Linked DNA regions of Mus musculus: region 1 is linked to region 2. Evidence: chromatin loops called from intact Hi-C (ENCODE). Cell type or tissue: left cerebral cortex. All regions are shown on one strand. Links, peaks and the distances in the headings refer to the core of each region. The heading gives the core; the rest is flanking DNA.

What was found. Peaks named below come from ENCODE experiments on the same cell type or tissue, not always from the same donor. Only the 100,000 strongest peaks of a DNase experiment are listed, where the experiment ranks them.
Region 1: a loop joins it to region 2, with 9 times the contacts of the local background. A loop is called at or near these places in 33 of 42 quality-filtered maps.

Annotation. Positions count from the first base shown.
Region 1 is chr2:143,107,135-143,122,644 of GRCm38, reverse strand. No RefSeq gene overlaps it. Among named protein-coding and RNA genes, the nearest start is that of Otor, 36 kb to the right of the region's middle. In left cerebral cortex, for the core only: a CTCF peak has its summit at 8,710 (motif pointing left); DNase peaks (open chromatin) are centred at 7,725 and 8,688; H3K27ac peaks cover 980 bases.
Region 2 is chr2:143,770,613-143,786,122 of GRCm38, reverse strand. It overlaps Pcsk2 (proprotein convertase subtilisin/kexin type 2), which reads right to left. Exons shown (of 12, transcript NM_008792.4): 7 at 12,134-12,222; 8 at 1,420-1,595. It overlaps Pcsk2os2 (proprotein convertase subtilisin/kexin type 2, opposite strand 2), which reads left to right. Exons shown (of 3, transcript NR_040625.1): 2 at 373-573. Among named protein-coding and RNA genes, the nearest start is that of Pcsk2os2, 11 kb to the left of the region's middle. In left cerebral cortex, for the core only: a CTCF peak has its summit at 9,463 (motif pointing right); a DNase peak (open chromatin) is centred at 9,483.

The DNA.
Region 1 (15,510 bases), core at 7,494-9,993, 660 kb after region 2:
TACCAACAAAGCTGTTTCAGATGGACCCTGTTAAAACACAGAGAAGGAGCAGGCTCCCCTGGCCACTAGGAGCCTCTTGTCTGCAACTCCAACTATCTGAGACAGAGCTAAGTTCTGGGCATGGAGGGTGGAGGGGGACATTGATAAACCCACTCACATGTGCCCCCCTGCAGCTGCAACAAATGTCACCTGTATGTGTTATAGAGCTAGCAAATTATTCATTCCTCTGTCGTCTTCCTCCTTCAAAGAAAGTGGAAGGGAAGGAGGAAACAGAACGTCATAGCTTAGATCTGAAATGTCTCCTAAGAGTCCAGATACTAGAGATGTGGTCCAGAATGTCATAGCTTAGGTCTGTAATGTCTCCTAAGAGTCCAGATGCTGGAGGTGTGGTCCAGAACATCATAGCTTAGTTTTGTAATGTCTCCTAAGAGACCAGATGCTGGAGGTGTGGTCCAGAACACCATAGCTTAGATCTGCAATGTCTCCTAAGAGTCCAGATGCTGGAGATGTGGTCCAGAACACCATAGCTTAGATCTGTAATGTCTCCTAATAGTTCATGTGCTGAAGACATGGTCCCCTGTTTGATGGAAAACTTTAGAGGTGGGGCTTAGTGGGAGGGTTTATATCATTGTATCATTGAGAGTATCATTGAGAGCTTCTTCAGGAGGTATGGGGCTCTGATTTGTCCCTCCCTGGCTATGAGTTCTTGTCTTAGGGTTTTTACTGTTGTGAAGAGATACATGATCACAGCAACTCCTATAAAAGAAAGCATTTAATTGGGGCTGGTTTACAGTTCAGAGGTTTAGTTCATTGTTCATTGTCATCATGGTGGGAAGCAGAAAGAGAGTGAGACACTGGACTTGACTTGAGCAACTGAGACCTCAAAATCTACCCCCAGTGACATATTTTCTCTAACAATACCACATCTACTCCAACAAGGCCGCATCTCCTAATAGTGCCACTTCCTAAAGGCACTCCTATGGAAGCTGTTTTCACTCAAACCACTACAGTTGCTCTGCCATGCATGCTTACGATGGTGTGCTGCCTTGCCAGAGCAGCAGAGATATAACCAGCAATGTACTGATGACTCTAAAATTGCCCCAAAGTAAACCTTTTCTCTTCATAAGCTGATCATGGTAGGTGTTTGTTATAGGAATGGAAAGCTGATCATGGTAGGTGTTTGTTATAGGAATGGAAAGCTGAAGAAAATGCCCCCGGCACCCATGTTGCAATTCAAGCACCAGCTTGGGGTCAAACTTCAGTGTTACCTCTATAACCTCCTGCATCATATCCATCTTTCCAATAACCCTTAGGGACAATTGTTTTGTTCTTGTGGTACCCATGTGGAAATGGGCTTCAGAGAGTCAAAGCATGCCGGGGTAACTCAGACAATAAGGACCAGGCTAAGAATAGACTGTATATTAAATTGGTTTTCCTGAAGTAGAACTCTCTGAAGAAAGTGTTTGGGAAGAGGAGGAAGTTTGATTTAGAGAATGACTCCAAGAAATGGAGAGAAGGCCACAAGAATGAAGAAAGGGAGAGGAGGAGGCAGCACAAATGAAGGTGCCTGCCATGTGGCACTGGTCAAGACTCTGGGATTTACCCACTGACAAACTTAGACAGACCCCTGGGGTCAAGGGGTAGGACATAAGTCATTTCCTAGCTCCATGACCACACCCTCCTTGGCATAGGATCTTACACACAGCTCAGCCTGACTACATCAAACTCTCCATCCAAGACATGTACTTGTTGAGTTCAAATCAGAATGTCAGATGGTCAAATGGTGTATAACTGAGTTTGACCTCAAAGGTACCCTTGCCACCAGCAGCAGCCACAGTACTTGCTAGAAATGCAAACTTTGGTCTCATCTGACTCAGAAGCTCCAAGGAGTGAAGCCCCATGGCCCAGGTTTGAACTAGCCCTCCAGGGGACTTTAATGGACTAACAAAAATGGTAACGGGATCTCACATCAACAACAGGCAACATGGGAACATGTATGACAATCAAAGGTATTTGTAATATGAAGGGAAAATGAAGAAAATGAAGGAGCTCACTGGACTAATTAGAGAAAAGTCATTGGCCAGAAAATGTAAACAGCAGATCAATACTGGTTAGGAACACTGACTGCTCTTACAGAGGACCTATGTTCAGTTTCCAGCATCCATGTTGGGCAGTTCCTAATCACCTGTAATTCCTGCTTCAAGGAGAACTGATGCTTTTGGCCTTCACACACCCATGCACCTGATAATCTAAAAAAGAAAAAAAATCTTTAGGACTGTTGCCCCCTGGAGCTCATAACCACTGTGGTTATCTGCAAAAGACCTACCCAAGACTAAGCCATAGGTAACCACAAGGTTCTACCATGGAGGAGAAAGGGGCTCATGACCCCAATTCAGGGGCTATTGACAGTTGATAGCTTCTGGGGGAGGGACAGTCCGTTCTCATTAAGGATGAAACGTGGCTCCTGGTAGGTTGAGCACAGTCCAGAAGATAGCTCCACACCCATGAATATTTGGGAAGCATAAATTGGGCTCAGTGAGTTATATTTTTAAAAAGCAAAGAGAATATAAAGTTAGAAGAGGGTTGGAAAGTATGAGGTGCATATGAGGGGAGAAAGAGGAGTGGGGCTAATATGATTGAAATATGTTGTATGTATATATAAAATTACGAAAGAAAATTAAATTTTTAAAAGAAAGGTGTCACATTTGGTGTATTTTTCTAGGACAGAAGTAATTCACTGAGGGCACCTTGCCCTGTCACAGCCACTGGGACTTCTGGACAGAGTAAAGAGGAGTCAGTGGGTTGAGGAAGTGGCTTAGCTAATAAAGTGCTTGCCACACAAACATGAGAACCTGGATTCAGTCCCTGCCACCACATACAAGCTGGGCCCAACAGTGAGTATCTAGAAGCCCAGCACTGGAGAGGTAGAGGCAGGAGCATCTCTGGGGCCTGACACCCAGTTTAATTGAACCAGCAAGCCCCATATTCAATGAGATATCCTGCCTCAAAAAAAATCAAAAAATAAGGTAGAGAGATTGAGAAAGATTTCTGACATAGACTTCTGTCCCCCAAAGGAGTGCACATAGATGTCTGCTCATACACATACAGGTATACACACTCATACATACACACATACACAAAGGATTCATACATGTATATAGAAGCAAATTATTTCTTTGTCATCACTAAACTACTGAAGGAAATTTCTTGTTTGGTTATGATTGTAGGTTGATAAATCAAAGTAACAGACTGTGTGTGTGTGGCTTTGTGGCCAATAAGAGGCAATATGTGCAGGTCACATTGAAGTACTTGCCAAATCTTCAATATGTTCAACATTACTTTAGTCTTCTCATTGCATGTATTTATAAACATCCATATATATAAGAAAGACAGAGGAGGAAAAGAAAAGGAAGGAAAAGAGGGAAGAAGGGAGGGGAGGAAAGGGGAAGGAATAGGTTGGAAAGTTAAAGCTATTCCTTTACATTTAAGAGTTAGGGAGAGCCCAGGGTGGGGTGTGGTGATGCAGGACTGTAATGCCAGCATTCGGAGGCAGAGAGGAGAATCTTGAGTTCAAGCCTAGTTTAGACAACATAGTGGAAGGGGAGAGGGAGGAAGGGAAGGGAGAGAAGGAAGGAGGGAGGGGAGAGAGAGAGGGTGAGTGAGAGAGAGGAAGAGGAGGAGGAGACAAAGGAAGTGGAGGAGGAATGCAAAGGAAAAAGCATCAAAGGAAAAAATGAGAGGAGAAGGAGGCGGTGGCAAAGCAGAGAGAGGAATCAACTCAGAGACAAGAGTTCGTAGATAATCTATTCACAGTATCACATAATGACTCAATAACGTGAACCATTCCTGAACACGTGCACAGACGCATTCACCTCCATCAGCAACTGTATGCCATGCATGCTCTGCCCCAGACAGTACTTGGAACAAAGGCAAGAAAATGATAAAAATGACCTTTCTCCCAAACTCACTTCCAGTTCATTTAATATGCAATTATAAGCCCTTTCTCCACACGCAAGCACTGCCAGTAACCATTCAACCAAAGGTGGGGCCCTGGGACACAAAATGTATCAGTTGGTCTGGCTATGATGACCTGGGCGGAGTGTGGGGGAGGTGTGTGTGTGTGTGTGTGTGTGAGCATATCAAGTTCCCTTCCAAAGTGGCAGGGACTGATGTTGCAGGTCTCCAGGAGGGAGGCTCTTTTTCCAATGACAGAGTGGGAGTCACTTTCCCTGCCTGGGGAACTGAACGCTGGGATTGGAGCGTTAAGCTTGGATTGGAGGTAATGCACGGTGACTAAAACAGAGAGTGTGCGGGATGTGGGAGCGCTCTCAGAAGAGTTTAAAGGCTCCTGGCAAGTCTGACGTTCTGGAAACCACCCAGATTGTTTTCAACTTTTCAAAAGATGCATATTCCTTCTAAGAGGGAGAGTCAATACAGACTCAGAAACCATGAATGTTTCCAATCCTCATATGTTGGGGCCGGCCTGCGGCTCTCATGTCTGGGTTCGAGCCTGGAAGGCATCTTGGAACTGAAAGAAAAGAGGGAGCCTAGGCGGGTTGAGAAATAATGGAACCAAGACAACTAGTCTGCTCAAGGTTCAAATGTTTAATGGCGGACACGCTTTATAAAGGAAGAGGAAGGCCCATTCCTGCCAATCATCCTTGGAGCCTGGAACCAGCTGCAGGTGATGATGTGCAGGATAGGGCGAAGTCTCTGGAATAGATGGTGGGGGGGGGGGGGCGCCTCTCAGCAGGTAGCAGTATCTTGAAGAGGAACAGCGACAATGGCTGAACAATAGAGTGATCTAGGGAGGAAGGCTCCACCCTAGATAATTTCCTTAGTGGCAGCAAGGTCAGGTTCTGGCTCAGCCTTGCTTCAGGCTCGTGGGAGTATTGTTTTGCAAGAAAACAATACTACCAGCTGTCAAATCCATCACTCTTAAGTCATTTATGCTCTTGTTTTCACCTGGGGCATCTGATTTTGTGGAAGGGGGAAAATGGTTTCAGAAAGCCTGCCTGGTTGTCTATTTATATGCAAGTATAATTCTTTAGTCAGCCACCAGCCTGTGGTGCCCCCTAGAGTTTTGGTGAAATGTGTTTCTTACAAATCCAATGGTTTCCAATGGAGAATCACCTGGAGAGTCAAGGCCTACTGCACTCAGACCACACGTGTGCAGGAGGAGCGGTCATTGGTAGTTAAATGGTGTTATCCCTCTCTTCGTTCTTCCCCAAATGCTTTTACTATACGAAGGCTTTTGTCTTCCCATATAATTTTACATACTTTAAAAATTACATTTAATTTGTGTGTGTGTGTGTGTGTGTGTGTGTGTGCGCGCTTGCGTATGCATGTGTAGTGTGATGTATGTGTAGTGTGGTGTGGTGTGATGTGTATGTGGTGTGGTCTGTGTGTGATATGGTGTGTGTAGTGGTGTGTGTGTGTGTATGTGTGTGTGTGTGTGTGTGTGTGTGTGTGTGTGTGTGTATGTGTGTGTATTGTGTATGTGGAGTTCAGAAGAAAACCTGCAGGAGTCTAAGATCAATTGGCTAGGCAGAAACAGCATTTATCCATTTATCCATTTATCCATGCTAGCCTCCCACATATGATTCTAGAAGCAGTTTAGTAACTTATTTTATAATAAAAAAAAATTCTGGGCTTTTGACTGTAAACCAGTTTGGGGGAGAATTATCAAGTTAACATTATTGATTCTCTGATCCATAAAACAGTGCCTGTCTCCTCTGCTTTAGCTCTTCAGTTTCTCGCAGTAACACTTTGCATTACTCAATGTCTAGACCTTGGAAAAACTAGACCCCACACCCTCACACACATACTGATAAATATGTTTTTTAAAAGCATAGCTTCGGAAAAAATAGAGCAGCTTCTTAAACAATCAGATATGTATCTAAACATGATCTAGCCACAGTCTCCTAGAGCAGTGGTTCTCAGCCTGTGGGCCAAGACCCCTTTGGCAAACTTCTATCTCCAAAAAGTATTTAGATCATGATTCATAGCAAAATTACAGTTATGAAGTAGCAACAAAAAAAAACTTTATGATTAGGGGTCACTACAACATGAGGAACTGTATTAAAGAGTCATAATGTTAGGAAGGTTGAGACCCACTGTCCTAGAATGTCCTTGAGTGTCTTAGTTGGTGTTCCCATTGTGGTGATGAAACACCATAACCAAAAGCAAGTTGTGAAAGGAAAGTGTTCTTTGGCTCACACACATCATAGTCCATCACTGATAGAAGTCAGGGCAGGAGCCCAAACAGGGAAGAATCTTAGAGGCAGGAGTTAATTCAGAGGCCATGGAAGAGTGCTTTTTAGGGGCTCTTGTTCTCTCCCTGAGGTTTGCTCAGTCTGCCATCTTATAGAACCCAGGACCACTAGCTCAGGGGTAGCCCCACCCATAATGGACCTGACCCTCCCACATCAGTCATGAATTAAGTAAACGCCCTAATGGCTTGCCTACAGCCCAGCCTTATAAAAGCACTTTCTCAGTTGAGGGTCACTCCTCTCAGCTTGTGGCAAGTTGACATAAATCCTGCCAGCACCTAGAGAAATAAAAGCCTGTTGGCCATCAGAGCTGAGAAGCATTCGGGCGATCTCTAGAGCTTTTGGTTGTCTCTGTGCCCTCTGTCATCACCCCCTGAACACATCAGTCCTGTAAAAATTCTTGACTTTGATAGTCAGGAAGCCAAATTTAAGAGAAACTGCAATTCCAAATATATAAAGGAAAATCTGTTTTTTCCTGAGTTTAGTGGTGATAGCAGCATCAGGAGGCTAAGACTGGATGAATGTTAGTTCAATGCCACTCTGGCCTACGTAGTGAGTTTGAGACTATCCTGTACTGCACCACATATAACCTATGGAGGAGGAGATGGGGGAAAGCTAGTCATTATTTGTTGGGCTAAAAGCTCTTTGTACACATTTCTTTTTCTTTTCCTTTTTGCATACTAGCACAATACCACTGACTCATACATTGATTTTAGCTCTCAGTCCTAGGGCTATCAGTGGTGGTCTTCCTGTTAGCAGAGTCTCACGGTGGTTGGTGTAGGGGCCAGAGAAAGAGAGTGTGTGCATATGTCTCTCCTGGTCTCTCTCTCTCTCTCTCTCTCTCTGTGTGTGTGTGTGTGTGTGTGTGTGTGTGTGTGTGCTTTTGAAGCTGCCTGCATTCAGTCACGGAAATGCTATCGGGGTCACTGTAGCTGATCATAATCTCCTGCCAGAGACCCCTCCTATACACACCACAGTCAGGTGCTGGCTGCTTCCACACCCTTAATCACAGTGAAGATTAATGAACACACAGAGAGATCACGGCATTTTAACTTAAAGAAAAAACTTGGTGTGCACCATGAGAGATGGTTTGGGGGCCTCTGTACTGCAGAAGGGATGGGAGAAATGGTGTTTCTTCTCAAAAGGGAGGGATGAGGGGTTGGAGGAAGAGGCGACAAGAATAAAGGGATGGTGCAGGCTAGAGCAAGTGTCATGGAAGGTGGCCAGGATCAAAGAGAAGTGGCACTGCTATGACTCTACTGCAGTACCACTCCACGTCTGTGGACCTCTGCATATCTCTGAAACCTCCCACAAATGCAGCACATTGCTCACCAATGCACCTGCCAGTCAGCTTCTAGTGAAAGTTAAAAAAAAAAAAATGGTTGGGTCTCAGGCATTCTTGGGCAGAGTTGAGAGTAGGAGGCTGTCACTGCAGAAACCCAGAAACAATCTGTCGGAGCAGATTTTGGAACTCGGCCACCTAAAGCTCCCTGATCAAGCTGGTTTACTTGAATGCCTGGAAAGTGGGGTGGGATGGGAGAGACTGCAATGTAGTAGCCATGCTAGGCCATTGCATGTCCCTCCAACATTCCATAGGAACCGTACTGCATTTTCTCATCTACTGGTGGATAGAAAAGGAGTGTGAATCATTTGGAGCAAGGCTGAGACACTAAGTCAGCACGAGACATGGGGATTCCCTCCAGAAAAGCAGAGACATTAAAATCTGGAGGGAAAAATAGCAAGCTTGAGTCAATACAGCAAAGGGGATTTGTGTGCAAAACAGGAACTTAGAAAGGTTAATGGAAGCAGGTCTGCTCCAGAGTTAGGTCTCCCTGTAGAAATGACATTAACTTCCACAGTGCACAGATACAGAGAGTCAAGATGGACAAGTTATGTTGGAGTATGCTGTCATTGATACACAGAAGAGAAAGACACATTTTAGAGATTGCAAGGCTGGTTAGGAAAGAGAATCCTCTAAACTCAACTTACAGCAATCTGTGATGTCACAGCAGGAGAGGCACGTGCATATATCGTTGGAATAATGTGGTTTCTTAGAACACATTCCCCAAGGAGTAAATTCTGGGTTCTATTGTACAGCTCTCTGTGATGCTAGGGAACTGACATGTCTGACCATACTGCATGGCTACCATGCAGAGAGACATCGCTCTGAGATACAGTCAGTCTATGGATTTGGCCAAGGAGATAATTAGTTTATGGGCACTGGGGTGAGTATGATTAGTGAGGCATCTCTGCCCACTCTCAGAGTAATCTGCAGGCCACTTAAGGCAGTTTCCTTTTCACATAAAGAGCAACCAAAGGCAGAGAAGAATCTCCTTTGGGGAAAGCTAGATCTCATTTGCAACTGATGTATGTAAATCTCTTACATTTCCACCTTAACCAAAGCCTCAAGTTTAGGTTTTATGTGTTTGTGGTGCCATCTGCTGGTAAGATGTAGATTTCATATTATGAGCTCTCAATTCAATTCTCCAAACTTTGTTCTTTTACACTGAAAAATTGAGGACTCCAAGTACCTTTTTTTTTTTTTTTTTTTTTTAGATTCATTTATTTATTATGTGTAAGTACACTGTAGCTGTCTTCAGACACTCCAGAAGAGGGAGTCAGATCTCCTTAATGGATGGTTGTGAGCCACCATGTGGTTGCTGGGATTTGAACTCCGGACCTTTGGAAGAGCAGTCGGGTGCTCTAACCCACTGAGCCATCTCACCAGCCCTCCAAGTACCTTTGCATGGAGCATATATATAACATTATCAGTGATACTGTAATTAGGAACTTGGAAAAAGTTCTTATTTGTTTATGTAGGAGAGTAACAACAATTAATCCCATATAAATGTAAATAATTTAAATAAGAATATTGTTCTCCAAATTGTAAAATTATTAAAAAAAGTGTAATATATGCCTTGAGGTTTTATGTGCATATATATGCATATATACATATATACACATATATGTACATATATACACATATATGTACATATATACACATATGTGTACATATATACACATATATGTACATATATACATATATATCATTATATATAACTATATATTACCTAACATATTGAAAGAATGGATATGCATATATATGGAGAGAGAGGAGAGAGAGAGATTTCATATCTGATTCCACAATTCAATCTGTCTCATTATTGTGTTTGGGAGCATTTCTGTTTGCTTGCTTTGTTTTTATTTGTGGGGGTGTTTTGCTTGCATTACATACATTCCTGGTAGCTGTGGAGATCAAAAATGCACATCTGAGCCTCTGGAGCTGAAGTTCTGGATGACGGTAAACTGCCCTGTAGGTGCTGAGGACCAAACCCTGAATCTCTGCAAGAGCAATGAGGGCTCTTGACTCCTGAGCCATCACTTCAACCATTCAGTTGCCTTCACCAATATATATGAAGAAAATCCAAGCTTTTCAGGTAACTGAAGGTATTTTTATTGTATCTGAAAATTTGACAGGGTGAATTCCAGGAGTTTAGGTGCACTGTGAATCTGCAAACATACCATTAAACTTTCACTTCTCTGTAAGGCTAAAGTGCATTGGTGTATAGGTTTAGAATAGATTTTCATCAGTGTGTGATTTTGTGGCATTTTCTCTTTAAGGATAATTTTAAGGTGTGGATAGGGGGAGAATAGAACTCTCTCCCTGTCCTGAATTATGTAGATCACTCACATTTTAGCATATCAGCTTACATCACACACTAGGGAAAAAAAATCTCACTAAATACAGTTCCATCTCCAGTCCCTTGTTTACAAACAGAAATAGCACAGTGTATGCAGGAAGAGGGCCTTGGCATCTCTCTGATGATCCATTCACACAAGCAGCACCTTGACTGACAGAATCCAAGTGTCACTCGCAGAAGCTGAAAAGGCTGAGATTAGCTCACTGACCGCTCAGGCAGACATTTGCTACTTATTTTTAAGTCTGAGATGTATTTGATTTTGCACATCTAAGACAGAGATCTTCGTTCAGTATGTTTAGGGTAAGCTCTGTGGTGGTTTCAGATTGTATCTTGTGGGGAAATTTATCCCATTTCCCGTACCCAGAGAGATTCTAAAGCAATTGGTCAATCTACTAATTCCAGTTTGACAAATACTATTTTAAGCCTTCAGGTTTCAACCCCACAGTTCAGACATGCCTAGAATGCAATTTTAAGGTGTACATCTGCTCTCTGTGCCTAATTTGTAGCTGTCCACTGGCACAAGCAGAGGGATTGTAATGTCTTCCAAGACTTTGAAGCAAAAGGAAATGTTGTCCTCCCAGTGATAGAAAAATTCATTCCTGCTTCTCTAGTTAGTGGTTAGATTATCACCACGTTGTTGTACCCCGCTCCTTCCTGTTGGCTGGATGCAATTTGCATGCATAAAGCGAGCAAGAATCCCATCTTTTCTCTGTGCTGCTGTATGGATCTTTTAGGCTGTTCCCTTGTTACATTTTGAGCATCTGAGGTTTTGAAGGTCCCTGGTGTTATCGATCTGGTGTTATATATGGGTCGCTGCTGTTATATAGAACCCACTCACGTTATTGATCCGCTTGTTACATTTTCAGCCCGAGCAACTTGATTTTAATGTTTATCATTCTTTATTTTTTATGTTAGTAAAAACATATTCTTTTTACTGCTGTTTCTCTTCAGATACTTTCTGGGTATTTCTATTGATTCTGTGTCTTCTAGATGAACTTGAAGATTAAATCAATATTGACTTTGCTTTCTTTTTGCTTTAGACTGGGCTATGCAGGGTTTTGGTTGTTTTTTTTTTTTAAGATTTATTCATTTTTACTTTATGGGCCTGGGTTTTTGTCTCAAAGTATTTCTATGCACCATGTGCATGCTGTGCCCTCAGAAGCCAGAATTCCCTGGAACTGGAGTTCCCTAGTTCTGAGAGGGTTCTGGACTCTGAACCCAAGTCCTCTGGAAGAGCAGCAGTGCTCTTAACTGCTGAGCTGTCTCTCCAGCCCTGCTAGACTTCTCAGTCTGCCAATTGCTTCTTGCCATTCAGCACCCTTCCCTCCTGTACCCTAATCTTGCAGGAACTATTCATGACATACTAGTAAGTCTGACCTCGTTTGTCATCAAGACTGTCTGTCAGTTCTTTTTCCTCCAAAAGGGACAAACTTTCTTGCTTGGTTCTCAGTCCTCTGTTTTCTCTGTCATTTAATCTTGGTTGTCAACATGACCAGCTTGAGAAGTGCCTACAAAAAGAGTGAGTTACAATTGGAGCATGCTCATGAGGAAGTTTCCAGAGAGTATTAGTGGTGGGGGAGGGACAATCACTGAGTGGGAAAAACCCACCCTGGGTGTAGGCTGCACCAGGCAATAGGCTGGGAGCCCAGCTGGAGCAGAAACATGGACTATGTGCAAAGCTTGTGGGTGTGCAGGCACGCTTCACTTCTTGAGTGAAAGCTTTCTGGCCAGGAGCTTTTTGCTTTTGCGGTTGTCTACAGACTACAGGTTGTCTACAGGTTGTCTACAGGTTGTCTCCAATCCAAGATTCTTCAGACATGATTGTGGCTTTGCCCCAGTGACGAGGGTCTTCAGCATCCCACAAGGACTGCATGATTGATCCTCCATGAGAAGCTTCCTGCTTCTTGAAATTTCATTTTTCTCAGCTCTCCAGCCTTCAGAGACTATTGTGGGACTATCTAGACTCTGATCCTATAAGCTAGGATTGTTAGTCCTGTGTCGGTACAAGTTGAGTCCAAGCGGCATCTTGGAGAGGTGGAACTCGGGAAGTTTGACTGTGCTTATCTCATGCTGCCAACCCCTCGGGGTGGGAAAACACAGTCTGAGATGTGGGAGAGCTGGAGCTCGTTTGGGGGTGCCCGGGCCTGTGACAAGGCCAGGGCTATGGGGTTCCAGACCCTTGGGATATCCAGGTGCTTCTGCGAGTTGCAGAAGAGCAGAGAGCAGAGTCAGGTCGTGGACTGAGGACAGCATCCAGCCTGGGCCAGGGTAGGGAGCGGCGGGGAATGGGAGCTCCCTCTTGTCCTAGAGGTGATTGTTTTAGCTTGGCAGAGGCAGGCTTGAGCTGTGGCTGGGAGTGCAGAGAGGCCTTCCACTGGAGAATTAAGCTGGGGCCCTGTAGTCAAATGCCTTTTCCATGGCTCCCCATGGCAGATCTTGATGAAAGAGACAATCCATGATTCTAAACAGTTTTTGGTTGTTCATGGTGAAAAGTGGATACATAAAGTACCATACCTACTTCTCAGGGTAGACCTGAGGTTAAATACCCTTTGCAGGGAGGAACGTGTGGGAAGGAAGAAAAGCTCATTGGCTAAGCCCTCCGGGCCTCAAGGTATCTTATTAGCATGGAGAACTCTGGTTTGGGCCTATGTGACCAAAGGACACGAGTCTTTTATGTGAGGAGCATGGCAGGTGTTTCAGGTCAGGAATCTGGCAGGGAGCAGGGAGTTGCCTAAGTCTCAGGTTGTGTGCCCACCCAAGTCTCCAGGTCTCAGCCTTCTCTACCTTATCAGACTTCCTGGTATTCTAGTCAACCCTAATTCTCTCTTTAGCCTCTAAATAAGGGCATTGAAAATAGACTTTAATATTTACAGTTTTTAATCAATTTTTGAGAACTCTATTATGTCTTCTTTATCCTATAAAACAAGGTATCTAAATCTTTTCAGTACAATCCTATAAGATAATATAGTATTGATCATGCCATCTAGACCGGGCCTTTCTGAGCCCATGCTGACACTACTTAAATATTCAAGTATACCTTTGCATGCTGCTGCCACCAATCATCAGATAATTTGTCATTGCTCTGTCTAGGAAAATAAATATGACTAAAGGTGTCAGAGCAAGGTGTTACCTACCTTCATTGTCAGTTTGACATGACCATTTAGCAAAACAACAACAGAAGGCATCCCATTCCTCCCCCTAGTGCCTATCTCTCCTGTGGAGCAGACCTCACATCCAATCAAATACCGGTTGGTTACTTCCATACCTTTCATGTCCTTGTTGCACTGGTGGTCACATCTTGCCAGGCACATTACTGTTGTTGCATGGATCCACAGGACTGGATGGATCATTAGTGACATTGATGCCCTAACATCTTCCATAGAACCTTATGGTACTGTGTAAAGTAGCCTGAAGAAAGCTTCCAGGTCAGTCAAAGTTTATTTCTCTATGTCTGTATCCAAAGTGAATGGTGCCTTCACCAGTAGGGTCTTACTACCGAGTTGTATAAGTGCAAGAACACTATCAGTAGTCTGTGTTGTTATCTTGGATGTCCCTGGGGCCTCCCTAACCAACAACTTGAAGGCTATTATCCTGTGTCTGCAACTGAGATTTTCATCTGATACCTGTCTTCTGGGAACAACATTGTCCACCCTGAAAAGTAGCTGCAGGACTCAAACTCCCCTTTAAATGCATGTTTTTAATTAGTATTAAATTAAGTAGTTTGTAAAACCTATAAGACCTTCAAAAAGCTACTTTATCTATTCTTGGTTTTGGAATAACCCAATTCCTACTCTTTCATCTCTCCAATCTCTATTTTCTATTTAGTTTTTGTCCTAAATAATTTTTCCTATAATATCTAAAAGGATATTTAACAATTTTCTACCACTTATAGCATTTATTTGGATTTTAGAGTTGAGTTCAGACTATGTAGTTAATCATATTTTCAAATGTATTATGAAGACAAAATAAAATTGTTTCATTCTCAGTTTATCATATTTCAACTCTGTTAAGAGACCAAATGAATGTATCAGTTATTTATTACATGAACATGTGAATTACGCTTCTTGGCCTTGGATATTTTGAAACTAAAGTCAATAAGTAAATAAATAAATAAATAAATAAATAAATAAATAAATAAAAACAAATGTATGCCATTATTACCTTAAAATAGTACTTCCTCTTAAAACCACAATAAGCCATTTTCAGATAGGAGTGAAACTTTTTATTTGGCATTATAAAATAATCTTCAATTAAAGCAGTTTATTTTATACTTTGTTATGTTTTATAGTATTTTATAGTTTACATTTAAAAATATTAAAGTCAGTACATCTGCCTATCTCCCTATCTACTTCTTGTTTTTATTCCTTCACTTACTGTTGGACAGTTAGGTTTTCTGAGTTATGGTTCTTGTTATCAATGCCACAATGATCATGGCCATACAGCTACTAATTAAAGATTCTGATTATGGTTCTTTTGGATCTAGATGTCGTGTGCTCAAATCATATGACAGGTCTGTGATTTAAAGTTATGGAGAGCTCCCATAGTATTTACCATAGTAGCTGGACCATTTTACATTTCTACTAACACGGTGCTCAAGTTCCACAGTCTTGTCAGCTCCTACTAACTTCTACTATTTGATAATGGTCATCTTAACGAGTGCAAAATGACATCTCACTGCAATCTTATTTTTCACTTGCCTGGTGGCTAATGACAATGAGATAATTTCAAACATCTCATGGTGGTTTGAATAGGGATGGTCCCTGTAGACTCATGTGTTTGAATCTTTGTTCATTGGGAGCAGCATGATTAGGAAGTGTGGTCTTATTGGAGTAGATGTAGCCTTGTTGGAGGTAGTGTGTCATTGTGAAGGCATGCTTTGAGATCTTACATATGCTCAAGCTACACCCAGTGTGGCACACAGCCTGCAGATCAAGATATAAAACTCTCAGTTCCTTCTCCAGCACCATGTCTGCCTGCACACCACCATGCTTCTTATCATGATGATAATGAACTAATCCTCATAAACTGTAAGCCAAACTCAACTAAACAGTTTTTTTTAATAGGAGTTGCCCTGGTCACGGTGTCTCTTCACAACATTAAAACCTTAACTAAGACACACCTGTTGGCTATATGTATGTCTTCTTTGATGAAATCTCTATTAATTTTCTTTGACATTTTCAATCCTGTTTTTTGGGGATTTTGTTGCTAATGTGTTCCCTATATGTTGTGTATGCTAACCCCATTCCAGAGATGTAGTTGGTAAATATATTCTACAGTATTTAGATTTCTTTTAACTCTGCTAATTGTTAATTTTTCTGCATAGAAGGTTCTAGTCTAATGTCAACACGCTTGACTAGGTTTTATTTTGTTGTCTAGACTTTTAGTGTCATACCCAAGAAATCATTGTAAAGACTGATGCTAGAAAGTGTTGGGAGTTTTATAATTTCAGCACTTAATTAATATACTTATTTCAATTTTGTTCATGATAAAAGATAGCCCAAGTTCATTGTTCTGAGTATAGATATCAGTGTTTCCTC
Region 2 (15,510 bases), core at 8,222-10,721:
TTCTCTGTTAGAGGGTGATGATTACTGAATATTCACCATTATCCCACAGAAGAGAAAAAGAAGGCATTATACAGGTCACTGTCCTTGATCCCTTCATATTCTGAGTCTTCACACAGAGCCATATTAGTTTTGAAGTCTCAGCTTGGGAAGGACATGTCTCCTAACTTGGTCCCTGGAAGCAGTAGGGACAAGTGACACAGAAGCTGCCAGGTTGTGATGAGCAAGAATGGGAAGGGGACCTTTGCACTACCTGAATGCATGCCCCAAGGAAGAGAAGAAAGGATGAGGGGGGGGGGAGGGAGAACAGATGGGTAAGGGTGGCCTAGGATTTGGACATCAGAGCCCTAATGTGGGTTTCCACACGTCTTACAGCCATTTGGAACCCAGGCAACACAACTCCCCTTCAGCTATCTGAGGACCTGCCTGAATCACCCTACTGCCCTGGTCATTCCTGTCTCCTCAAAAGACGTCCCTTCAGCTGGGCTACTTGGATGTCTGCTCCTGCAGTATTGAGATAAGGAAGGCATACAGTGTGGTCACCAAACATTCACATGTCCCTGTTATTCCCTGAATGTAAGTGGTTGATATTCCTCTTTCTGTTTAGCATGTGTGTTTAAAGTGCTATTTTAGGATCTTAGTATCTTAGGGTCACAAGTCATAAATTCCAGAGTCATCAACAACAATGTCCCTCAGCTCCTGATAGAATCTTGTTCAAATTAAGCATGGGCTACAGCAGGCCGGCTGGGCTGAGACATGGCATCTCTCTCCACCTCTATCCCCGATGCTTGCCAGGGACCATTGCTTTAAATCCAACAGTTCAGACCAGCTTGTGAGAACAGTTTGGAGACTGATGCTCAAATCACAAATACTTTGGTACTTCAGGCCCCCAGAGGAGAAAAGTCAGGTCACCCCCAATGTACCCTTTCTGAATTCCTGATCCATAGGCTGTGTTTGTGCCATGAAGTCTTGGGTAGTTGACTAAGGGTCAGCTGTGCATGGGACTGCGGGCCTTTTCTGTGGGCCGTGGGCATTTCTTTGAAGGATTCCACATATGACTATTTCATAGGCAACAAAGCAGGCTAGGCTGGGTGAATTCATTTGCTGAGAGCTTCTTGGATACTAGGAATTGGAATAGGGTCTTGGCCCAGGAGTGCTCTGATCCCTGAGCCTGGCTCATGTCCTACCTAGGTGACGCCTGCCCTGTATATTCTCTAGGAATTCTTTACCATGTGCCTCTTACACTACTAAACCCAACTCTGTGCCTATCTTCCACAGGATCTAAACATAGAGGTCTATAGGGATGTAGACCCACTTCCACTTGACCCTGCCACTCCATCCACTCTATATCAATACCACTTCACCCTCTATATCCTACCTCATGGGTGGACCAGGGCCTTGTGGTGACAGGAAAGTCTTTACCTTGTTCACGCCATCAGCCATGGCCTGGAGTGTGAGCTCTCGGGGCCCATCAACCGTCTTCCCATTGTCTGTGGGGCCCCAGCTTGCACTGTAGATGTCGATCAGTTGAGGCATGTGGCTGATGGAGGAGGCTTCGATGATGTCTGTCATAAAGGGCTGGTCCAGCATCCGGATCCCTGTGCGCAGGTGGGACAAGAAACAAGACTTTGGCACCCTAGCTCTCAGAAGACATGGGGGTAGAGAAAAGTTTGGGTTCTGGGAGGAGCTGGGGACCTTCAGTGCTTTCAGAACACCATGGAGTCTGAGGGTCAAAAATGGTTTTCAGAGCCGGGTGGTGGTGGCGCATGCCTTTAATTCCAGCACTTGGGAGGCAGAGGCAGGTGGATTTCTGAGTTCGAGGCCAGCCTGGTCTACAAAGTGAGTTCCAGAACAGCCAGGGCTACACAGAGAAACCCTGTCTCGAAAACCCCTCTCCCCCCAAAAAAGAAAGGTGCTCAGATCACCTTACTCACTCCTCTTTAGACCGGACTCATGTCTTTCCTTGAGGCACATTTATTCTGTAAACAAAAATTACTTGAGTTCTTAATGGGGAAAGACATGCTGTGCAAGGTTATCCCTAAGTTTCTAAGTGGGAACCTAGCCTCCAGCAGTGCACAATTGATCACTGTTGATGGGGGAGGGGGGGAAGCAAGGTTTCTAGGGTGAATACAGTTGTGTGGAAAGAGGGAGGCAGCTGACACTTAGCAAGAAGCTCCAGGGTCCAGAGAGTGGGGGACAGGAATGTTATAAGAGATGAGATAAAAAAGAAAAAGACACTGTCAGTTCATCATAGCTGAGAAGGAATATAGAGAGGACAGAGATGGAGCATGCTATTATAAATGGTCAGTAATGAGGTACTTGGTACAGTCCCTTCCATACGTTTATGATATGTCTGTAAGTCTGTTATTCTCTGATGTCTTTTGGGAGTGACATCTTGCCAGGAAGGAGCAGAGCCTGATGTTTAGGACTAAACTGGGCAAATCAGAGTTGAACACAGGGTCATAAGGGGAAAGAACAAAGAGGCCTTCACGTCTGCCAAGCTGCTCATAGCAACTTCCAGCTGATTATAAGACCTCTTTAGTATTAACTCTCCAGCCTACTGACTCCTCCAGATGATATGATTGGTCCAGACTGGTCTCTACAAGGCTTTGTTATGTGTGTTATGCCTGCTGTAGCTTGGAGTTGGGAAGCTGAAGTAACTCTGACCATGGGAACTTCTGTGGTTTGAGTGTGTCTCCTAAAGATTTGTTCTGGGTCCTGGGTACCCAGTAGCGATATGAGAACTGAGGTAATTAGGTTGTTGTGTGGCATTGCTTTTGGAAGGGATTAAGGTGGTTCATCTTAAGGTGGGGACCCTGGGTGGGTCCCCTGAGAGTGAGTTGTTAAAAACAGCAAAACAGAACCTCTCCATTCTCTGGCATGTATTTCTGCCAGGTCCAATGGGGACCCCTGATCTTGGCCTTTCATCTCTCAAAGCTATAAGCCAAATAAACCTCTTTATACATAACTCAGCCTCAAGTATTTTGTTATAGCAACAGAAATTGAGCTAAAACAAGGATTATGAAGAGGAGTACCTAGGTCGTGCCTAGCTAAAATCTGGACCCCAACGCTCCATTCTTAGTTCCCACGAAGCCATAGGAAAACACTTGCAGTCAAAGGACATTATTGTTCAAGGACATTATTTCTCAGTCTCAATTCTGTAACACAGTATGCAAATTAATGTAAATAAAGGCCACTCAGGTCTTGTAGGGCTTGAAGAATTGACAAGATATTGTTTTCTTTCTCAAGACCTATTCTTTTTCAAAAATTATTTTATTTATTTACATTCCAGCTGTTGTCCCCACTTTAGGCGCCCCCCACAGTTCCTCATCCCATTCCTGCTCCCCCTTGCCTCTGAGAGGGTGCTCCCTACCCCTGAAAGCACCCTTCTTCCCTGGGGTCTCAAGTCTCTCCAGGATTATGGGCATCTTCTCCCACTGAGGCCAGACCAGGCAGTCCTCTGTTAGATATGTGTCCGGGGTGGGACTCTTGGCCAGCCCGTGTATGCTGCTCAAGACCTGTTCTTACCTCAAGAGGCTAGGCATTCTGTCTTACCACCTCAATGATGTGAGGTTCACCCCCTGTCCATGCTTGGATCAAAGTTTCTCCCAGACCCCCTTTAGGCAACTGCAGGGGTAACAGTGCTTTATGTCTTATCAGACAGCAAGGCGTTTTGGTGCCCGGGTGCTATTATCGTGTTTACTTCTGCCCCCAGGTTCAGCATGATGCTGGATACTCACCTCCAGATTGGTTCTTAGGAGCGAATGTTTGTGTGTTATATCTGTGTCTTTTCTCTCCAACAGCAATAACAGTTTCAGAACAAGTAATAAAGGCCAGAGACAGCCATTAATCCCTCAGCCTCTGCCTTAACCCTGGAGTCAGGTCACCGCATTTATGCCAACTAACATTCAATTATGAATTCATATCTTTTCTTTTGGAGGAAGTTCATTTAGATGAAGACTTGATCTGAACTTTTAAGAAGTTGTGTTTCAAGAAAGCTTAAGACTACATTTGGCTATGGACCTATATCTAATTTATTTACCTAAGAAATGTAGCAGGGCATAGTGGTGCATGCCTGTAATTTTCTTGCTTTAAGGAGAAAGTTCATATGCTTTTAAATTTGTTTAGTTTTAGACTCTTAGGCCTGAGTGGCCCACCTCTAAGAGAAGCAACTTAGGGGGGTGAAGTAGGAAGACTGCAGGTTGGTTTACTTACTAAGATTTTGTTCCAAATAAACATTAAGAAATACTGGTGTAGCTCAGTGATAGATACACACACACACACACACACACACACAAATACATAAACACAGACACACAAACACACACATAAATACACACACAAACACACATACACAAACACACACACAAACACACACATAAACATACACACACAAACAAATACAAGTACGCAAACACACACACATACAAACACACACACACACACAAACACATACAAAGCACACACACACAAACACACACACACTAACATAAACACACACAACACAAACACACACACAAACACACATCCACACAAACACACACACAAATATACATATGTGCGTGTATGTATGTATGTATGTATGTATGTATGTATATATGCATGATTTTGGGTCAATTTCTAGCAGGCCTGCAACAATTTAATATAGAGACCACTGGGCTACAGAATAAGCTGAACAGAAATTTTTTAAAAAGTGAAATTGTGTTTGCTTTGGTGGGTGGTAAATAAACAGGTTGTTCTCTTGTTTTAGGGAGAAAGTTCATACAGTTTTGAATTTGTCTGGTATTAATTATCCAGGCTTGACCAGTCAACCCTAAAAAGCAAAAAGCAAGGTGAGGCAAGCTTAACACTGGCCAGAGTAGGCCTTGAGTGTCCCACCAGCTGGCTGATGGCAGCCCTAGGTTTGTCAGAGTCAGTGTGGGCAGGCGGCTGCACCTTGAACCTTCTTCCTCTTTACAACTCTGGTTCCTTAGTGTGCTTCTTACCTTACCATGACATGAGCTCCCTTTGTGATGAACAAGAAAGAACACAGAAACTGATGTGTATTTATCTGGCAGCTTTAGCATCGAGGGAGGTAGGGGTGTCACAGACTGAAGGTTAGACTCATTCATATTTCTGGGGCCAGGCTCTTGGCATTTCTTTTAATCATGTTAACCTCCAGAGGACGGAGGCATGAATTAATTGAATGTGATACAGTATTAATTTTGCAAATGACAGCACTATTAGTGACCAAGACACAGGCTCAGGGTGACCTGAAGTCTGTTAGAGAGGGTCTCTATGTCACCTGTGCTCTGTGAGCAATGGGAGGATAGTGGAAGACAGGGAGAGAGAGGTGTGGGAGGAGCTGGGGGGGTCAGTGCTTTCACATCTGTAAGATGCTATACTGGTTGACATGACTTGATAGGTGGGGACAGCTACAGGCTGCATAGCTGTCATTTTCACCCAACTCACCCCCACCCCCACCCCCAGGTCTGTACATCTCATTAATGGTCAGAGGTATTCTGTCTTTTCCTGCTCCACACATTTAGAAAGGTATAACTTGGTGCCCTGGGGCTGCAAGGACCCAGTGGATTTCAGGAGAACCTCCCTCTCTATTCCTGTCTCCAGAGGTATGCTCTCATCTGACACCAGCGCATGCTATAATATATCACCTGGGCACAGATAATTGGTACTTTCTGTGCTCATGAATATTAGCCCCAGAGGCTAAGAAGCAAGTTCACACTCAACCAGATTTTAGGGTCTGAACAGTCATCATTGATGATGCTTATGGCGACTTTAATTGATTTGCTTAAAAGATCCAGATACTAAGTATAGAAAACTCCCGAACGTGTTGTATAAACAGGTGGTTAATAAGAGCGATGGCCAAGCGGAAGTGACTCATTGGTGACAGAAGTTTCATGTTATGTGATCAATAGTGTCCTTACTATTTGTTTTAAAATTCAATCAATAGTGTCCTTACTAAATTTGTTTTTAAAATTACCTTTTGTTTCTAATTAACACTGAAATCGAACACCGTCGTGGGCTACCATGAGATGGAGCATGTCTGTCTCCTCAAGCGTTTATCTTTTTATGGTGAAGAAATCAGCTAAAGGTGATCTCATCTCCTGTGTGGTTTCATCTGCTCTGGTTTGAGAAGGAAGGCAGCCCAGGGCAGATCCACCTGGGCCTGCTCTGCTTTGGGTTATTTGGGGAAGCCCAAGGTGTCATGGAACTAACTGTGAGCCCGTGCACAAGTGGAGGACTTTCCTGTCTGCCACCTCGCTTTACTCTGCTCAGAGTGGGAATAATTATGTCACATGGTCTTGATTCTCCACCCTTGTCTTCAAATGAGGGAGAGAGGTGTCTCACCTGCTAGTCACCATGGGTTCCCACCTACACAACATCCATGAACTATACAAATGGTTTGAAGGCCTGAGGCCACATCACCCCAAAGGCTGGGCACTGCCCTGAGCTTTCAGCAGCGCTACGCTGACGAATCAGCAAGTAATGTTAATGGGAAAGTTTGTTAGTTTTGTCCATTTACATATTTATGATTGATAGATTTTAAATTTCAGTATTTTCTCAATCTCCCTTTTTCATTATGTTATGTGTGTACATGTATGTATGATATATGTATGTATGTATATTATGTTTGTGTGTGTATAATATACATACACAATGTGTATGATGTATGCATGTGTATATCATGTATTGTGGTGGTTTGAATATGGTGGGCCCAGGGAGTGGCACTATTAGGGCATGTGGTCTTGTTGGAGTAGATGTGGCCTTGTTGAAGGAAATGTGTCATCATGGGTGTGGGCTTTAAGACCCTTATCATAGCTGCCTAGAAGTCAGTCTTCTTCTGTTTGCCTTTAGAAAGTTGTAGAACTCTCAGCTCCTCCTATCTCATGTCTGCCTGGATGCTGCCATGTTCCTACTTTGATGATAATGGACCAAACCTCTGAATTTGTAAGCCAGCCCCAATTAAATGTTGTCCTTGGTCATGGTGTCTGTTTACAGCAGTAAAACCCTAACTAAGACATGTTTGTATGTGCATGCAGTCAACTTTCAGGTGTCAGTTTCCTCCTTCCCTTCTAGGTTTTAGGGACTGAACTCAGGTAACCAGGCTCACATGGCTATATGCTCGTCTACTGAATCATCTTTCAAGTCCAGTCCTTTTGCTGAACAGGTAAAATGCAGTCTAAAAGTGAAAATTTAAAAAGGAGAGGAATTGGGTTACCTCCTTACACAATTACCCACTGAAGAAAGGGACTTGTTCCAAAATAAATAAAATTGTTTTTTTTTTGTTTTGAAATTCATATTAAAGAAGTGACTAAGGGACTATCAACAACTAAAATTTCAGATGCTTTTTGAAATGATTTAAATTCCAGACTATAGCAATAATCCTGGACACCAGTCTCCATGTTAGACAATTACTCTTAAGGAGTCAGTGTGGTTAGAATTCTTCCAGCCTCCTTCCCTGGCTGAGTGGAGAAAATGCAGGAATAACTGTGTCCTTAAAACCAGATGCCAGAACCCAGGGAGCTCCTGCTTTGTCCCCTTCCCCAGGGTCCACCAGTTGTGACCCATCTGGGAGAGCAGGAAAGTGGAGCCTGAATGACACCCCTTAAAGATATTTTTAAGGGTCTCACATGCCCCTGAGTGAACAAATGAAGAGGAAGGAGCTGCTTTCTGGTCACAGAGGCTCGGAATGCCACTCTGATTCAGCTACTTCAGCAGAATGGCAGCTTCCCAATCAGGGACACCAGGTGCAAAATAACCTCACAATTTACTGATGTGCGGTTCCTGTGTTTAAGTTTTGCATGCAAAAGGTTATGACATAATAGTACAAGTCATATAGAGATATAATAATGTGATAGAATTGCACAGAACATAAAATGAGTCGAGATTTGCAGTGTGCTTGACAGAAAGGCAATGTGTTGATTGTTATTATTGGTTTTTATAATTGTCATTATGCAAGTATCTGCAGATATTTGGACTTTTAGAGTCATTTTGGGTTCCAGTATTTAGAGATTCTGAAAACGAGAGCCCGGGAAAAGTCACACACTCTGTTTTCAACAGAGGAAGTTGGCTGATAGTCTTGTACTTTGTTCTGCATGGAGCGTCCCAGGGCACTGTGCAAAGGGTTCACTAGACTGGCATCTCTGCTGTATTTGAGAAGCAATGAGCTGAGAGTGTCTGGAGAGGCTCCTGATTGCTGGGAACTGATCTGAAGGAGGCAAAGTAGCAGAGGCTGATGGTTCTGGTAGAAGGACATGTTTTACCTCCTGGGTGGACATTCCACTGACCTCAGGTCTCCAATCTCTCAGTTCTACTGCTGTCCCCATTCTGTCATTCTGTGGTCATTAGTATCTTAGTGGGTTTGTCCACTGACTGACTCTCTCTCTCTCTCTCTCTCTCTCTCTCTCTCTCTCTCTCTCTCTCCTCCCTTTCCTGTTCATTCTTCCCTCCTATCCAGCAAGGAGGATTTGCACAGACTGTGAACCACACTCTGATCTAGATGCTGCAGTGCTAAGGGGAGATCAAGTAGACACACACTGCATTTGTGGAAACTGTGGTTGCTCAGGGAGAATCAAATGGCCATGCATGGCACGGATGACTTCAGGGGCCAACTTGACTAATGCAGGAGGAATACGTAAGGAATTATTGAAGCATCATTTTGGATGTGTCTGCGAGGTATTTCCAGGAACTGATTGAGCCTGAGAGGCATAGGGGAGAAGCTATGGCCTCAGTCATGGCAGCCATGCCCAGACATACTTTCTAATTAATATGTTAGATGGTTTTATCTAAACTGAATTTACCTAGAGATTGACTCATGTATATAGGAACTTAATAAACAACACACGATACACACATGACTGTCTGTGGGGGTTACTGCAGAGATGGTGCTGGCAACACCAGTTTACCATTTGGAGGAAAACAGACTAAACAGACTAGTCAACTTAGCACTGCATCTACAAGAGCAGATTCTAGATGGACTGGTAGCCTTGTGTCAAAGTGTGTATTTACTGAAACAAACTCATGGCCAGTTGTATATGACATCAAGAATGCTTGAATACCAACAGGAAACAGAAGCAAAGTCTATGAGCTGAAGAGCTGGATAGGCAGGAAGCGGTCTCTCCTCTCTCTCTTTCTCTCTCCCCCTCCCTCCCTCCCTCCCTCCCTCCCTCCCTCCCTCCCTCCCTCCCTCCCTCCCTCCCTCCCTCCCTCCCTCCCTCCCTCCCTCCCTCTCCCTTTAGAAGATTCATTCTCTATTTTCTGTTTTCATATACAGCGCAGGCTGGTTTCTTACTCAAGATGCTTCTGATTTAGCCTCCTGTGTTCTGGGATTCTAAGTCTCTGCCACTAAACCGCGACAAGCCCTTTTCTCTCCTTTTCTAGGCTCACTAAGTATTCCTATCAGAACTAGTTACCAACATGTTACCAAGCACCTCCAGACTACCACAGACCGACAATTATCTCAGTAGATCACCAGGTGGCGCTTTAGTCCTCCATAGCATAGAAAATTGCTTAAGGGAAATTCTTTGGAAGAGTTTGGTTCATTTTTAGTAAAGGACACACACACACACACACACACACACACACACACACACACACACACACACACACACAGTTTTCAGGATTATCAGCCTGAATGAATACAAGATTTTCCCCTCTCAATTTTGTATGACTGGGGGATGCTGAAACTGGTTTTGCTTGCAATTCTTGACCAACTTTGGTGTTTCCTCAAGCAGAAGCCCTCACTGTCTTCTGATACGCTAATGGGGCACAGCATCGCATTGGACCAGACAGGCATGTCCAACCTGCTGCTTACAGGCTAGAAGAAGCTACAGAAGACTATCTACCTTGCTTTTGGTTTTGCTTTTAGGGAATGCAGGGACTAGGGGTTAGGGAACTGAGATGTTTCTAGAGGAAACATCCAGGGAAAAGAGAAAAAGAGTAAAGCAGGCAAAGGAGAAGAAGGAAGAGCCCTGATCTTAACTTTTTCAGAAACGCGCAAGTGTGTGTGTGTGTGTGTGTGTGCGCGCGCGCATCTCTTTCTCTGTGTTTGCACATGTGAGTATGTGTTTGTCTCTCTTTCTGAGTATGTGTGCACACATGTGTGTGTAAATGCCTGCTTGTGTTCAAGCATGCATGTACTTGGGGAGATTGTGGACAACTTTGGGTATTATTTTTAGGAACACTATCCATTTCCTTGGGGACAGTGTGTCACTGGCTTGGAGCTCACTAATTAGCCTAGAATAAGTGCCCAGGAAATGCCTGGAATCCTCTGTCTCCCTGTCCCTAATACCGGGATCATTTTTCTTTTCAAGATAATTGCACCATCCCTTTCCTTTCCTCCAACCGAATCCTTTCATGTACCCCTCCTTGCTCTTTTTCAAATGCATGGCCCCCCTTTTTTATTAATTGTTGCTATGTGTACATATGTATATGTCTATACATGTAGTCCTAAATATAACCCACTCAGTCCATATAATGTTACTTGTATATATGTTACTTCTATGATCATTTGGAATTGAACAGCAAATTGGTAGCTTTGAAGACAATTTCTCAAATTCTAAGCATATTCTAGTTGCCTGTAGCTCTTTGTGTAGGGTTGAGTCCTTATGGCCTTTCCCCTGTCCACTTTGTCATGTCTATTGCTTTCCTTGTTCAGCTCATGTTTAGGAAGTCATGTTGATGATATTTTATGGGTGTAGCTTCTGACAGTACTGAGAGACAGTCTCACAGGAAACTCCCTCACCCTCTGGCTCTTACAATCTTTCTGCCCTCTGTCCCATAATGCTTCCCGAGCCTTAGGTGCCCAAGTTGCTTTGTAGATGTATTTACTGGGACTGGGATCCACAGCTCAACATTTTGGTTGGTTGAAGATTTCTGTTATGGTCTCCATCTGTTGCAAAGAGAAGTTTCTACGTAAGGGATAGGGACCACACTTATCTGTGTGTATAAGGATAAATATTAGGATGTAGCTGGGAATTGTGATGGTTTAGTGAAGTGGTTGTAGGTTCTCCTTCAAGATTCACGACTTCACTAGCTTTGAATAGTTGATTAGGTTTCCTGTACCAGGCACAGTTTCCCTCTTGTTGAGCAGGCCTTAAGTCCAAGCAGAGAGCTGCTGGTTACCAAGGTATTCATGCCACTACTGTACCGTTAGGATTATCATGCCATGCTGATTGTTGGTGTGGTTCATAATGCTTGACATTTTTTATGGGGTTTCTGAGACTCAAACTCAGGTCCTTGTACTTAAAAGGTAGGTATTTTATCAACTAAGCCAGCCTCCAGCCCCCAGACATAGTCTTTTGTGAAATCTGCACCCAGTCCAGTCAGGGGTCTCTATAAACAGTCTGAAAAGAGCTAAGGGTGGGTTTGGAGAGCATCCATTTGCCTTATTTAGGCCTCTAGAAATGCAAGTGTCAGTACAAAGTAGGCTTATGGTCCAATTAAATTGCCAGGAAAGAAATTATCTGTCTGTTTTTCTCCCTAAATCTCAATGACTTTCTGCTCCCATTCTTAAAACCCTTGTAAGGAAGGAAGCATGAAGTACTCGATGCAGCTGTGTTTTATAAGAGGCTACAGGTGGATCAGGTCTCCTTAAGGATGAGTTGGACCACATAAAACAGTTTCAAGACCACCCAGTATCTTTACAAATAATCCTTCACACCTGAAAATACAAATATGTTCTCTCTATAAAAATGTTATTGACATTGACATAATACTTTAAAGTAGCAACTTTGCATTAATATCAAGTTAAAAACCTGAGATAGTCATTTCTTTCTGCTGTCAGAAAACAAGATTGTGGTTACTCTTGGTTGGATAGGTATGGGTAATACCTGGACACAGGGTCATGAGGAGGAGGTCTTTAGGGTTTGGTGGGTTTTGTTGGTCGAGTGGTCCATACATTTATGAAAATCCATTCACATTTGAGCTATGGGCGTGTGTTCTGCCTATTTTGGGGGTGTCTGATGTTTAAAGAATTCTGTGCGAGTGCTAGAATGAAATGACTTTCCCATGCCTGCTCTACCTGTGGGTCTCAGAACTGCCCAGTGGGATAAATGTGCTGAGCCCTGCAAACTGGAGATGAGAATGTGACAGCTCCCAGGTCAGGCTGTGCCTGTCTCGGGCAGGGCTGGCTCACCTGCCACCTTGGAGTTGTATGCTACGCCGACTCCACAGATATTGTTGCTGGCTGCAGCAGAAACTTCTCCTGCACACCTAGTTCCATGGCTGTGGGGAAAATAGAGACAAGTCAGACACATGGTCAAAAGCATTTATAGGGGATTTCTTCAATCCTGTCTGCAGGGAGCAACTTAGTTTTTAAAGATTAAGCTGTATTTGAGCCCCTCCTCCAATGATAATTATCTGTCTGTCAACCCCCAAATTCCCTTCTATCCTCCCCTTTCTCCAGTGGCCTTTCTGACCCTGGGTTGTTTCTATTATAAAGAGGTTTCTGAGAATGCTTTTAACCACAACCACTGGTCTTTACTTTAAAATTTGGAGCATCTTCCAGTGGAAAACACAGGTTTTCTTAAAAATGAAACACACTATAAAATAGCTGTGTGCTAGCCTGTTGGAAGCACTAGGATCTATGGGTGGGTAGTTACTTCCAAGGGTGCCTCAGCATACAGGAGCGAGATATTGCCTACCAAGGATGGAGTGATGGTCAGTTACCTTCAGTTACCTTCATTGAACTAGGTTTCCACTTTGACACAAAAATAAGAAATCACATTTTTTTCAGTATTATGGAAAAGAGGAAGCTAAAGGACCCCTGTTTCCAGGTGATAAGACTCTAGACATAAAGACCCTAAAGATGTCACCAGAAAATTCTGAACCAACAACCAGAATTCCAGCAAAGTGGCAGGACACAAAATTAGCATACAGAATCCAATAGCTTTTTAAGGCATCAATGATAATAAACACACCAAGACAGAAAATAGGAAAACAATCCAAATAGCCCAATAATAGCCAAAACAGCAAGAGTAACAAGAACAAGAACAAGGACACCACCACTACCACTACCACCACCAACGATAACATCAAAACAAATTCTGAGCTAACCTAACCTAGAAGGTGAGAATATTGAATATATTGAAAACTTTGGAAATCTGAAGAAATAAGATCTTACTGTGAAGTTCTGGATGGTAATCAGTAGGATTGGTAATAGCCTATAATTTTTTTTGGGGGGGGGGGAGGCATGTGATCCCATTGGCCAACAACTCAAAATGAGGTAGCCCATTCCTGGTACTGGGGTTTATTTGGTATCATATGGTATCTATTTGAAGTATTGTACCTCTACTATAAAGTAAACTCCATTTAAATTTTTTGTGCATATATATATATACATATATATATATATATATATATATATATATATATATATATTAGAACGTTTCTCAAGTTGTATGTTTCCATGTGAATTTTTCCAAAGGCCTTTAGTGTTAGTGTCACTCCCTATATTCTCTACCCTGCCATCTCTTTCCCCATCCCTTTTAATCCTTCCTGTTCTATTTTTCCACTTTCACCCTTTAAAAACACTATTGTCTATATACTGGAGTAATAGAACGTAAGGAAATCTAGATAATACTCATCTGAAAGCTTTATTCATACTGTTTAGCTTTATAGTTTAGGAAGGTGCTACACATGCCACCAGAGGAGAAAGAAATCATCAGACTCACCCAGTTGTGAATCCTGAACACTATAATAATGACTTGCCTGGCAAGATATGCCTGCTGTTGCAATAATGGCATGAATTTTTTTGGGGGGGTAACCAACCATTTTTTGAATGGATTTAAGTCCTGCTTCATGAGATGAAGCCGTAGTTGACATTGTCAATGAGGCTGAAAACCTGTGGCTAGATAGGTCATGGGAAAATAGTAGCAGGGAAACCGTCTACTTGTGGTATTTTGAATGAGAATGGCTCATGAATACTTAGTTCCAGGATGATTGAACTGTTTGGGAAGGATTAGGAGGTTTGGACTTATTGGAGGTTTTATCTCACTGTGGCTGGGCTTTGAGGTTTCAAGCTGGAGAGTTCAAAGGTCACTCCCTCACAGTACAGGCTCTTGATATTTCTCTTAGTTGCTCAGAGTTAGATGATAAGACCTCATTGTTGAAGATTCTGTGCACTGTGGCAACTCGATATAAAGAAATAAAGCTGGAACTGAGCTAGATGCTTTTGCCATGCTGGCATTCACAGCCCTGAAAGGTCCTATGTAGGATACTGGAGGAGAAAGGCATCAATGGTCTTACCTTCCTGTGATTCTAGTGATCTATTAGACCAACCCACCATGCACAATGTGCTCACTTGTGCAATAATGGCATTACTGTCATGGATGTAACCAACTTCTCTCTGATTGGATTTGAGGCCCTCTTGCCAGGAAAGAGTTTATACTGGTACTACAACCTGGCTCAAAACCCATGCTGGAGGAGACCATAGGTCCTGAGGATGGAACGCAGAAATGAATGCTATTGTTTAGCTAGACTGACATAGTATCAAACTGCTTTCTAAACATTTGCTTCTAGTCATAGACAACTTCTACTCTTTTCAGAGAAACTCCTTTTCAGTGAATTGTATTTAATGTGGAGACTCATGATTGGGCAAGGTGATGGGGGTCCCCAAACACGACATTTACACCATCCCCTCTAAAGCGCAGGGAAGATGGCAGAAGAGGGCTAAAAATAAGATAAGAGGTATAAGATGGGGACAAGGGCTATAAAATGCCATCTTCAGGAAAAGACACAGTCCTTGAAATTATAAACTCATAGAGTAACTAGGGTGCCTGCACTGGGCTTATCAATAGCTTGACACAGATTGAAGAGGGGCTCTACTCTTCTCTGCTGGACTATTTGTAATGGATAGATTCCAGAAGGGAAGGTACCATTGCTTTTATCGATGCATCCACTGGTGATCCTACTAAGCATCATTGAGTAGTTCCAATCCAACAGTCAAACAGACAGCCCAGGGTCACCAAACAAAATCAAAAGCCATGAATTTGGTAAAGGGGGAATTGTTGATAAAGATCAGAGGGAGATAAGAGGAGGTGTGGGGAGAGAGTAATCAGAATATGTCATACATATGTGTGGAATTGTCAAAAAATTAATCAAAACATATTCAAAGATAGATCCCCACATATACTTTTAGATTTGTGAAATTTCAAATAATGTATTTATTAAAATACTTCATTTATGATATAAATTGTAAATATTTATTTTATTATATGTATATATAGTATCTGTGAGCATATTTAGGTATATATATATTAATTACATATTTGATATATATTATATATACACATAGTTTCTTTCTTTAAGTGAGTGAATGTAAACCCTGCCCCTGCCTGTGCTTAAGATTCTCTTTACAACAGAATGGAGTCTGCATTGTGAACACATGAGGCCTGCAGGCTCTGCAGCAGTGATCCTTTTGTTGAAAGATAGAGAGCTATGAAAACTTCAAGTGCTGAGCAAAGATTTTATCTACACATCATGGGCTTTTTGTAAAGCACAGTTGAGACTTGT